3 separate regions of the Homo sapiens genome follow, and regions 2 and 3 are each linked to region 1. Evidence: chromatin contacts called from ENCODE Hi-C data. All regions are on one chromosome and are shown on one strand. The core of a region is the stretch at or near the end of the contact, and the rest is flanking DNA. Distances in the headings are between cores, read along the strand shown.

Region 1 (2,823 bases), core at 170-2,669:
CGCGTTCTAACATCTCCGCAGCAGGGGCCGGAAGAGTTGCCTTTGTCCCCGCCTATGAGCAGAAGGGTCGCGAGCTCTGGGATGGGTAAGCCCCCCGGGGGCGCGCACATGGGTCCTGGCGGCGGATTCTACCAAAGCCGAAACTAGCTGGGCCCCAGGAAGCTGGCGGGAACCCGCGAAAGTCCGTTTCCAGCCCGAAGAGGGTTCGTTTTTCTTCGTTGGGGCAGGAAACAAACCACCAGTGCGGAATTAGCCTCGAGGTGGTGTAAAGTAGTGGCAGTGGTGGTGGGGTGTTTTTGGAAGGCGGCACAGAGTACAGGAGAAAAAGGGGTCATTAAAATAATAACCTCAATGGCCTAGTGGAGTCTCAAGAATACGTTCGAGACAGAGATTTGAATCCAGGACTGGCAAGAAAGCCCCTCTCCTAACCTCGACGGGGATGGTTAGTTGGGGTGGAGGGCGTTAGGAACGTGCAGGCAACCGGGTGAGGAATGTAGCTTTGCCAGACCTCGCCCGGAGGAGGTGAGCCCTCCATTTTTAGGTTCTCAGCACCTTTGCAGCAGCCCCTCCCCCGGCCTGCGCTTTTCCTTGGCACAGATCAAAACAAGCTCAATAGTAAGTTGCACTCTTGGCAATGATAGTATCTCTGCACGTCCAGAGAGGACACATTTCGACGGCGGTGGGTTCGAAGATGACCCAAGCCCTGAATCGTTCTGTGACTTGACGGAAGAGCACCTGGCCGAGTCGGGGAAGGAAACTGCCCCTCTTGGGCATTCCGGGTCCAGGCGCATCTGGGGCTCCACAGATCTTTGCCCACGTGGAAAAGGCAACATGCCCCTCCGAAAGGCCGGCCTCTCTCCGGTTCTACTTTTCTCTCTCCTCGCATAGCTTAGGTTCCCTCTAGTCTTTCCACTTTCTACTCTCACCGTTTGCTCTGGGGTCCAGACGCACCCCTCTGACTAGGGCGCCCTTCAGCCGGCCGCACCCACCCGCGACGCAGGCACCACCCGCTCCCTGCTCCCCGGCCCGCTCCCTCACTTACCTCGGATCGGGTCTCCGCAGACCCTAGGTTGGACATTAACTCCAGGTGCCCCAAGTCCCAGCCAGGAGACCCATCCGGGCTGATGGCTGGAGCGCGGAGCCCCGCCCAACAGGTCAGGGGCAAGAGTTCGCAATCCTGGGGTCGCGCGGGGCAGCAAGGGCGCGCTGGAGGCGGCGGCCAAGACTCCCGCCGCCGCCGCCGCCAACAGGGCGAGGGCTGCCGGCAACTCTCCCGCCGGGCCCCCGCACCCCCAGAAGCCGAGGTCCGAGCAGCCGCCGCTGCTTTGGGTGGGGGGCTGACAGGGCTGCGCGCGTCGCGCTCTTGGCTGGGGCTGCGCGGGCCCGGGGCGCTGCGGGCGGCTCAGCGGCAGCTGCCGCGCTCTGCGCCTCCTCTGGGCGCACTGCCTGGGAGCACGAGACTGGTTTGTCTGATGCTGCTGCCGGAGCTGAGGTCTTGCCTGGAGATCCGAACGAGACACCACGTCAACCGGCGCGGGGAGTCCCGTGAAGACATGAGGGCGCCAGGAGCGCAGGCTGGTCTTCTAGAGCCCGGGCTGGGGGTCCGGGGTCCGGGGTGGGGGAGGGGAGGCGCGGGGCCCCGGGAGGGAGGGGTCGGGAGGCGTCGGCTGGGCCTGGCGGTGGGGGAGGAGAGGAGAGCAGCGAGGAGGCCCTGGAGTTCCCGAGGCGGGGGGCCGGGGTGCGAGTGGGCGACGCGAGGCGCCCCTCCCTGGGCTGCAGGGAGAGCGCTGAGAGCGCGGAGACGCCGCGGGGCTAGCGCCTTCTCCTCTCCGGGTGGATCAAAAATCGAGAGGAATGTGCGGCGCTCTGCGCGGGCCAGCCGAAAGGGGCAATCCGAACTTGACCGCGGCGCCCGCGCCGGGCTTTGCCCCCGCGCGCCGCACTGGGAGGGTGGCGCTCTGCCGGTGCAGGGCAGCGCCGGGCTTTCCTCGCGCCTGTCGAAGGCCGGCCTTCCCGCTCGGGTGTCTCGCCCTCTCGCTTCTCCGCAGGGCAGGAGGCAGTGGCGAGAAAAGGAGCTGCCGGCCGGAGTTCTAGCACCGAGAAGGAGAGGTGCGGAGCGGCCGGGTGAGGGAAGCCGAGTATTTGCCAGGGGACGCTGCGAGTGGGGATGAATTTATAGGGCTCTCACTCCGTGACGTGCCCTCCAGTGGCTTTTCTGATTCGCTTTCTGACCTAAACACACATTAGTTTAGTCCCCATGCTAAGGCCAACACGGTCTCCAAATATCTGCTGGCTGAAGTCAGAGGCTTTGCATATCATGTATTACATGGCAGGCAATGAAGAAGGCTTCTGAGGCTGGCCGGCTCCTCAGTCCTAGGCTCCATTTTCATGCTGTTGTAATCTAATACCAGACATGGGGCAGGCACATACATTCAAAATCCCAATTCCAGAGGCGTAAGATCACTTTATCAGGAACGGGTTAGGGGAGGTTGAGCTAAACCTGCTTTTATCCAGATTTTCGAAAATGCAGATGGGAAACTTCAGCAAGCGCCCACTTGGATGCTGAGTTTCCAGCGATCAGGGGCCCGGCCCCCATTCCAGAGCTCTGTGGATGGGAGAGGTGAGACCTTCTGGGCATTCCTTTTGTTGGTTAGTTCACCACCAGAAGCTGCCTGAGCCTTCTTTTGTAGAGGACAGGAGGAGGGCAAGTCCTTACACACCCTGTGCATGGCTATAACCATAAATACATTTCATTCACATGGGGCATGGAATTGGCTGTACCTCTAAAATAATGTACTAAATAGGGCATGTCTTTGCTAAGCA
Region 2 (2,700 bases), core at 10-2,509, 720 kb after region 1:
TTCTGTTGAAAGAATGTATCTTTTAAAGACACATAAAAAGAAATGCAAAGAACCGATTTCCATATAAATGCCACTCAATAACAATACAGGTTATAACAATATTTGACTGCATTAAACATTCAAAAAGGAACACAAAGATACCCAACTGCAAATAAAAGACCTCATATATTTTTGGTAGCGGAATGTGGGGGGTGGGGGGCAAAAATCACATTAATTCAGATTAATCATGTAAATTCAGAACACGTGATGTGCAGTTTTGTGTCGCTCAGAACTCCTGAATCCAGCTTTGTGCTTTTACACAACATAACAGAAATGGCATCTTTCACAAAGCCTAACTTTGACCTCCAACACTTTAACTTTGGGTTTAACCAGTACACCACCTTCGGAAGTTAGCACATAAAAATACAGGTAAGTCAAATGCACTACGGATACAGAAAGGACGAGGAACAGGTTTAAAGGGGAGTTGAAGCAGAGGGGCACGAAATCACCTGGCAGGTCACCTCTCCGAAGGAAAAACATTTCAAGCTCCCTCCCATCCCCCAGGTAACCTCTGGCCTCAGAACTCACTGCCCTGCGTGGGGCAGAAGTTCTGGGCGCTGGAGTCCGCGTCCCCCAGGACACGAGGGTGACCCAAGGGCGCGCGGAGAGCGGCGGGACCCGGAGCGGCGCTCTCCGGGGTCACTCCCCTAGGACGCTCCGCAGAGCTGGGAGCGCTGCCCCACCCCGCCCGGGCCGCCCCTGGGGACCCCGCTCGGGGCTCCGCGGCTCCCCTGCTCCGCGCCGCGCCCACCCGCCCCCAGGACTCACGGTACGCTCCCGCGCCGCTATCTTGCCATCCCCTGCCGCCGGCTCTGTAGCCTCGGCCGCCGCCCCGGGGCTGCCCAGATCCCACAGCCGCCCGGGGGCAGGAGCCGCCAAGGAGGGGGCCGGGCACAATGCGCCGCCGCCTCCGCAGCCGCCGTCTCGCCTCCCCTGTGTCGGCGCGAGGCTGCTTGAGGCGGCCACGGGCGAAGGGCGGCCCGCTGCGCTCCGCGAACCCCGCGGGCCGCCGCCGCCGCCAGAGCCTCCCAGAGGCAACGGTAACGGCCACCGCCACGGCCGAGTCGCTCCAGCCGGGACTGCGGCGCGCGGGGGCGGCGCCTGCACGCCGCTCGGCTGGGGGCGCAGCGGGCCCGGCCCCGCCCCTGACCCGCCCCTGCCCCCGGCCCCGGCCCCGCCCCAACCCGCGCGCCCCCGCCGATCCCCGGCCGCGCGCCCGCGCGCGCGGGTGCTCCAAGGAGTCGGAGGAACGCGGCCGCGCGACGGGCCCCGGACGCCGAGGGTGGTGCTTCCTCCGAGCCTCCGGTGGTGAGGCCGCTCTCAGAAGGTCATGGAAGCGCAGGGGAGAGCGAGGCGGCCGAGCCCAGGCAAATCCTCGAGAAAGGCCGAGTGCGCGACGGCTCTGCGGGGAGGACCGCGCCTCCCCGAATGCGGCCGCTGCTGCCGCTGCAAACAGTGCCTTGAGGAGAGGAAAGCGGGGAACCGTGTTTTCGCCGCCTCTGTAACCACTGCACACAAGAAAACCAGCTTCTGGGAGAGGGGGATGATTGTTGGGACTTTGCGAATTACCTAAACAGCCCAGGGCCGAGGCGCCGCCGCTCGCGTCCTGGTCCTCCTGCCGGGTGTGGGGCTCCCCTGCCCGAGATGGCCAGCGGGCGCGCCGAGAGTATCCTGGAGCCATCTAGTCTTGCCTCGGAGGCGGGGTGGGCTTATTTGTGCGGAGAAGAAACGGATCTCTTAATGGGGTGAGATTTTTCCTCCGTACATTGTTCCCATTTCCGCAGTTTCACTTGGCCTCGGTTTTCTAGCAGAGTAATCACCAAATGAAATTAGCTGGAGAGCGTTTGATGGCGCAGAATCACGGTCTGAAGATGTTTACGCTGTATGCCGGACGCGTTTGATGGTGTTCTCTTCGGCACAATTAATTTTGCAAAGTTCAGAAATGTGCCAGACAGAGCCCCTGGCACGCAGTCAGGACTCTACAGACACACCTTGAGTAGGAAACAGGCTTGTTTGTTTCATCTGTGATTTATGTGATGCACCAGCACCAAGGCCAACGTGTTTTTTAAAGACCTTTCGATGAAACTCCAAAGCAATTTATAAATTGGCAAAATGAAGCTTGTTTTGTAAAATAACTCTTCCTTGTTGATCATGTAATTAAATGGGCAACAAAACACCTGAAAGGACATTTACTGAAAAGTAGACTCCCAAAACAAAAATATGTATTTCACAGCTAGATACGGTCGCTATTAGCGTCCTAATGGCCAACTCCATCCATGTGCGTATTTTGAACACTAAAAACGCCTCCTGTTACCCCTAAGACCTTGTTTGGATAACATTTTTCTATTATAAGTACTCGAAACCAACCCCATTTAAGATGTTTACCCTTATTCTTGAGTCCTTGATGGTTTGGGAAATTTATCATTATTCATATTGCACAATCCTGTCACTGTCTTTTCCATTAGGCACAGTGCCTAAGGTCCACAATATTTTTAGAGGCCCACAAAAAATATTTTAATTTCTTTTCAAATCAGAAGGAAAAAAAATTTAGGTTTAAGAAAGTATTTTAATATATATTAATATATTTGTTTTTGTGCTAATACAATCTTAAAATGTATGTATATATGTGTGTGTGTATATGTATATATATTTTAATGGAGT
Region 3 (2,700 bases), core at 112-2,611, 970 kb after region 1:
CTTGTGACTATATATATGTCATATATATTCATATATACATTAATATATAATCTCTATATATGAATATGTTTTTTGTCAATTTTTAAAAGCTCTTCTCCTTCCCGTTTTGACTTTTATATATTACTTATGTATTTTCTCCCTTCTATTTTCTGGAATCTGTCCTCTGACTTGCAATGTTAAGAGCATTCCTACTAGTGTGTCCTGTGCTGTGCAGGTTTGCATGTTTATGAAGCTTCCTTCTTGGAATATATGGACGATCTTTCACCTGGCTGAGGCTCCTCCTCCTCTTGCGTCCTCAACAAGGACCCGCGGCCACTGTCAGGGCTGCCCTCAGCATGACGCGGATTTCAGGGAAGGCTGGGTAGGGTAGGAATGTGTTTGAACCCCAACCAGGACCCATGGGAGGACTACTATGTGGGTGTTTAGGCAGCTATCAGGACAGTATTCGAAATCCAGATTCTCCGGGGCATGCGGCCTTGGCCATCACACGGATCTGGGGGACTCCCAGGCTGCAGACACTGCAGGCAGAAGGAAGCCGTGGTTCCTACCGGAGGCGCGAAGGCAGTGAAGTCGCCTCCACTCCAGTGTTCTGCTCTTGCTCCCTGCAGCCCTCGCCGCCCCGCCCGGTCCACGACCAGCTCCTCCCTGGGGATCTCTCCGAGCAGTGCCATTTTGCAATTCATCCTCCAACATTTCCAAGTAAAGCTTTTCTGTCATATTTGTGTTCGGGGAGTCTCTAATGCTTTAAGGCAAAGAAGTCAGTAATTTGGAGCTTCAGGCCTCTAGCAGGGTGGGAAAGGGGAGTCTCTTGCTAAGTCAGTAGGCGCCTGGGTGTCCTCCAAACCCCATAGGGCTTGTGGGACCTGTGCCACCCCTCCTACAACAGGGCCTCCTGTTCCTCCACAACAAGCTGGCTCTGTGACCTGCAGGATGGAGAAAGGTTGTCCTGGCCCCTGCCAGACTGGGAAACATCAGGGCTCTCAGGAAGGACAGGGATTTCCCCACACATTAACCTTGTGCAGGGGATTGGGAGGGAGTTGGTGCAAGCCTTTGAATTATTGTCCCCTTCCTTTCACTCTTCAGTATGAGCGTGAGCCTTCCTCCCCAAATACATGAACAATTTTTAGGAGACTTAGATAGAGAGAAACGCAATATTTAGGATCAAGTTTAAGATCCCCCAGAATTTCCCTCAAGAACGGCTAAAGCACATGGCCAAGAATCCCCTCACTACCAGCTGTGATCAATCAGGAGAGGGGAGGGGGCAGCTCCTAACACGACAGAGGCGAGTCTTGGCAAATGGATCTCATCTCCTGTGGGCTGGTCTGATCTTAAACTCCAAGGGAACCGCAGAGGCCTTTGTTCCTGCCTCACAGAAGGCGGCCGCCCGGGAAGCCGAGGAAGACCCATGCATTAGCCTATGGCGCCACCTAGCAAAACCAGGGGGTACTTAAGAAAGATGGAGCTGGGAGGTTGTGGGGTTTGTTTTGGATTGGTTTTTTTCCACAACCAGAAAAGGGGGTTTCCATTTCATTCACAGAGTTCTGGGAAATGGAATTTGTATAAAACATTTTTTGGTCATGATGGAAAACATTTATTTGACTCTAATGAGAGAATCTGACCCAAAGGCAATAGTAATCAAAACCTACGAGGACAAGTGCTTGATTCTCTGAACTTGTTGTTTTTTTTTTTTTCTAGTAACAGCTGTGACTATGCAGTTTTTGCTTCAAAAAGAACTTGATTCTATCTTACGTTAAAGATATCTTAAGTTAAAGAGTTACTTCTGGGCAATGTCTTCATGTCCAGAAGGGAAGAGGGGCTCGACACCGTGCTGCAGACAAACAAGTACGGTTGTGTCAAGGGACATTCTGACAATTTTATGATGTCACTTTGCCCCTTTTGGGTTCTGGAAAGTGAACTGTGGCTTCCCAGCTCCCACACATTAGCCCCATGAGGAGACACTTGGTGTACGTGCTGAAAATGCAGCACACCCGGCCGGGCACTGTGCCTCACGCCTGTAATCCCAGCACTTTAGGAGGCCGAGGCGGGCGGATCACCTGAGGTCAGGAGTTCGAGACCAACCTGGCCAACATGGTGAAACCCCATCTCTACGAAAAACATATAAAAATTAGCCGGGCATGGTGGCGGGCGCCTGTAATCCCAGCTACTCAGGAGGCTGAGGCAGGAGAATCGCTTGAACCCGGGAGGCGGAGATTGCAGTGAACCGAGATCGTGCCACTGCACTGCAGCCTGGGCAACAGAGTGAGACTCCGTCTAAAAAAAAAAGAAAAGAAAAGAAAATGCAGCACACCCAAAACATCCTTGGAGACCACGTCCAGATGGGAGCAGCCCTTCCCATCTGAAACATACAAATCTTTGTGGAAACAGAGACTCAAGAATGCCTCTAGGTTCCAGGCAAAAAGTGTTTTGATAACCGCACTGAGAAGAGACAGTCTTTGCCTTTAAAGGGTTAGGAGAATACAGTGGTTGTCAATATGGGCTCTGGAGCCAAATGCCTGGGGTCGAGCTCGCTTCCCTATTACTTCAACTTCAGTAACCTTAGTTCTCTATAAAATGAGGCTAATTCATAGGGTTTTTGTGACGTTTAAATGACATAAACCATATAAGGTGCTTACAATAAGACCTGGCACATGCAGGCACTTAATTTAAATGTTAACTAGTATTTAATCATTCTAGAATTTA

The links. Hi-C counts contacts between places; a loop is a spot of excess contacts on that map. Pooled maps may share reads with other maps.
Region 2: a loop to region 1 is called in a pooled map, with 4 times the contacts of the local background. The contact joins the promoter of LIFR-AS1 here to the promoter of GDNF-AS1 in region 1. A Hi-C loop is called at or near these places in 2 of 37 single-sample maps with no recorded cell type and 6 of 50 pooled maps.
Region 3: a loop to region 1 is called in a pooled map, with 19 times the contacts of the local background. The contact joins the enhancer-like site here to the promoter of GDNF-AS1 in region 1. A Hi-C loop is called at or near these places in 7 of 50 pooled maps.

Annotation. Positions count from the first base shown.
Region 1 is chr5:37,838,465-37,841,287 of GRCh38, forward strand. It overlaps GDNF-AS1 (GDNF antisense RNA 1), which reads left to right and starts at 1,420. Exons shown (of 4, transcript NR_145476.1): 1 at 1,420-1,574. GDNF (glial cell derived neurotrophic factor) reads right to left here and starts at 1,577. Exons shown (of 3, transcript NM_000514.4): 1 at 1,043-1,577. RefSeq lists an enhancer at 501-1,438.
Region 2 is chr5:38,555,527-38,558,226 of GRCh38, forward strand. It overlaps LIFR-AS1 (LIFR antisense RNA 1), which reads left to right and starts at 1,260. Exons shown (of 9, transcript NR_103554.1): 1 at 1,260-2,700. LIFR (LIF receptor subunit alpha) reads right to left here and starts at 1,120. Exons shown (of 20, transcript NM_001127671.2): 1 at 808-1,120. MIR3650 (microRNA 3650) reads right to left here and starts at 2,035; the gene lies at 1,976-2,035. RefSeq lists enhancers at 1,261-2,044, 1,397-1,506.
Region 3 is chr5:38,808,575-38,811,274 of GRCh38, forward strand. The region is part of intron 1 of OSMR-DT (OSMR divergent transcript); the gene reads right to left. Among named protein-coding and RNA genes, the nearest start is that of OSMR-DT, 36 kb to the right of the region's middle. RefSeq lists an enhancer at 2,001-2,501. Within about 2 kb of position 1,362, at least 13 of the 41 ENCODE cell types and tissues checked have a DNase peak (open chromatin) inside an H3K27ac peak, as active enhancers do.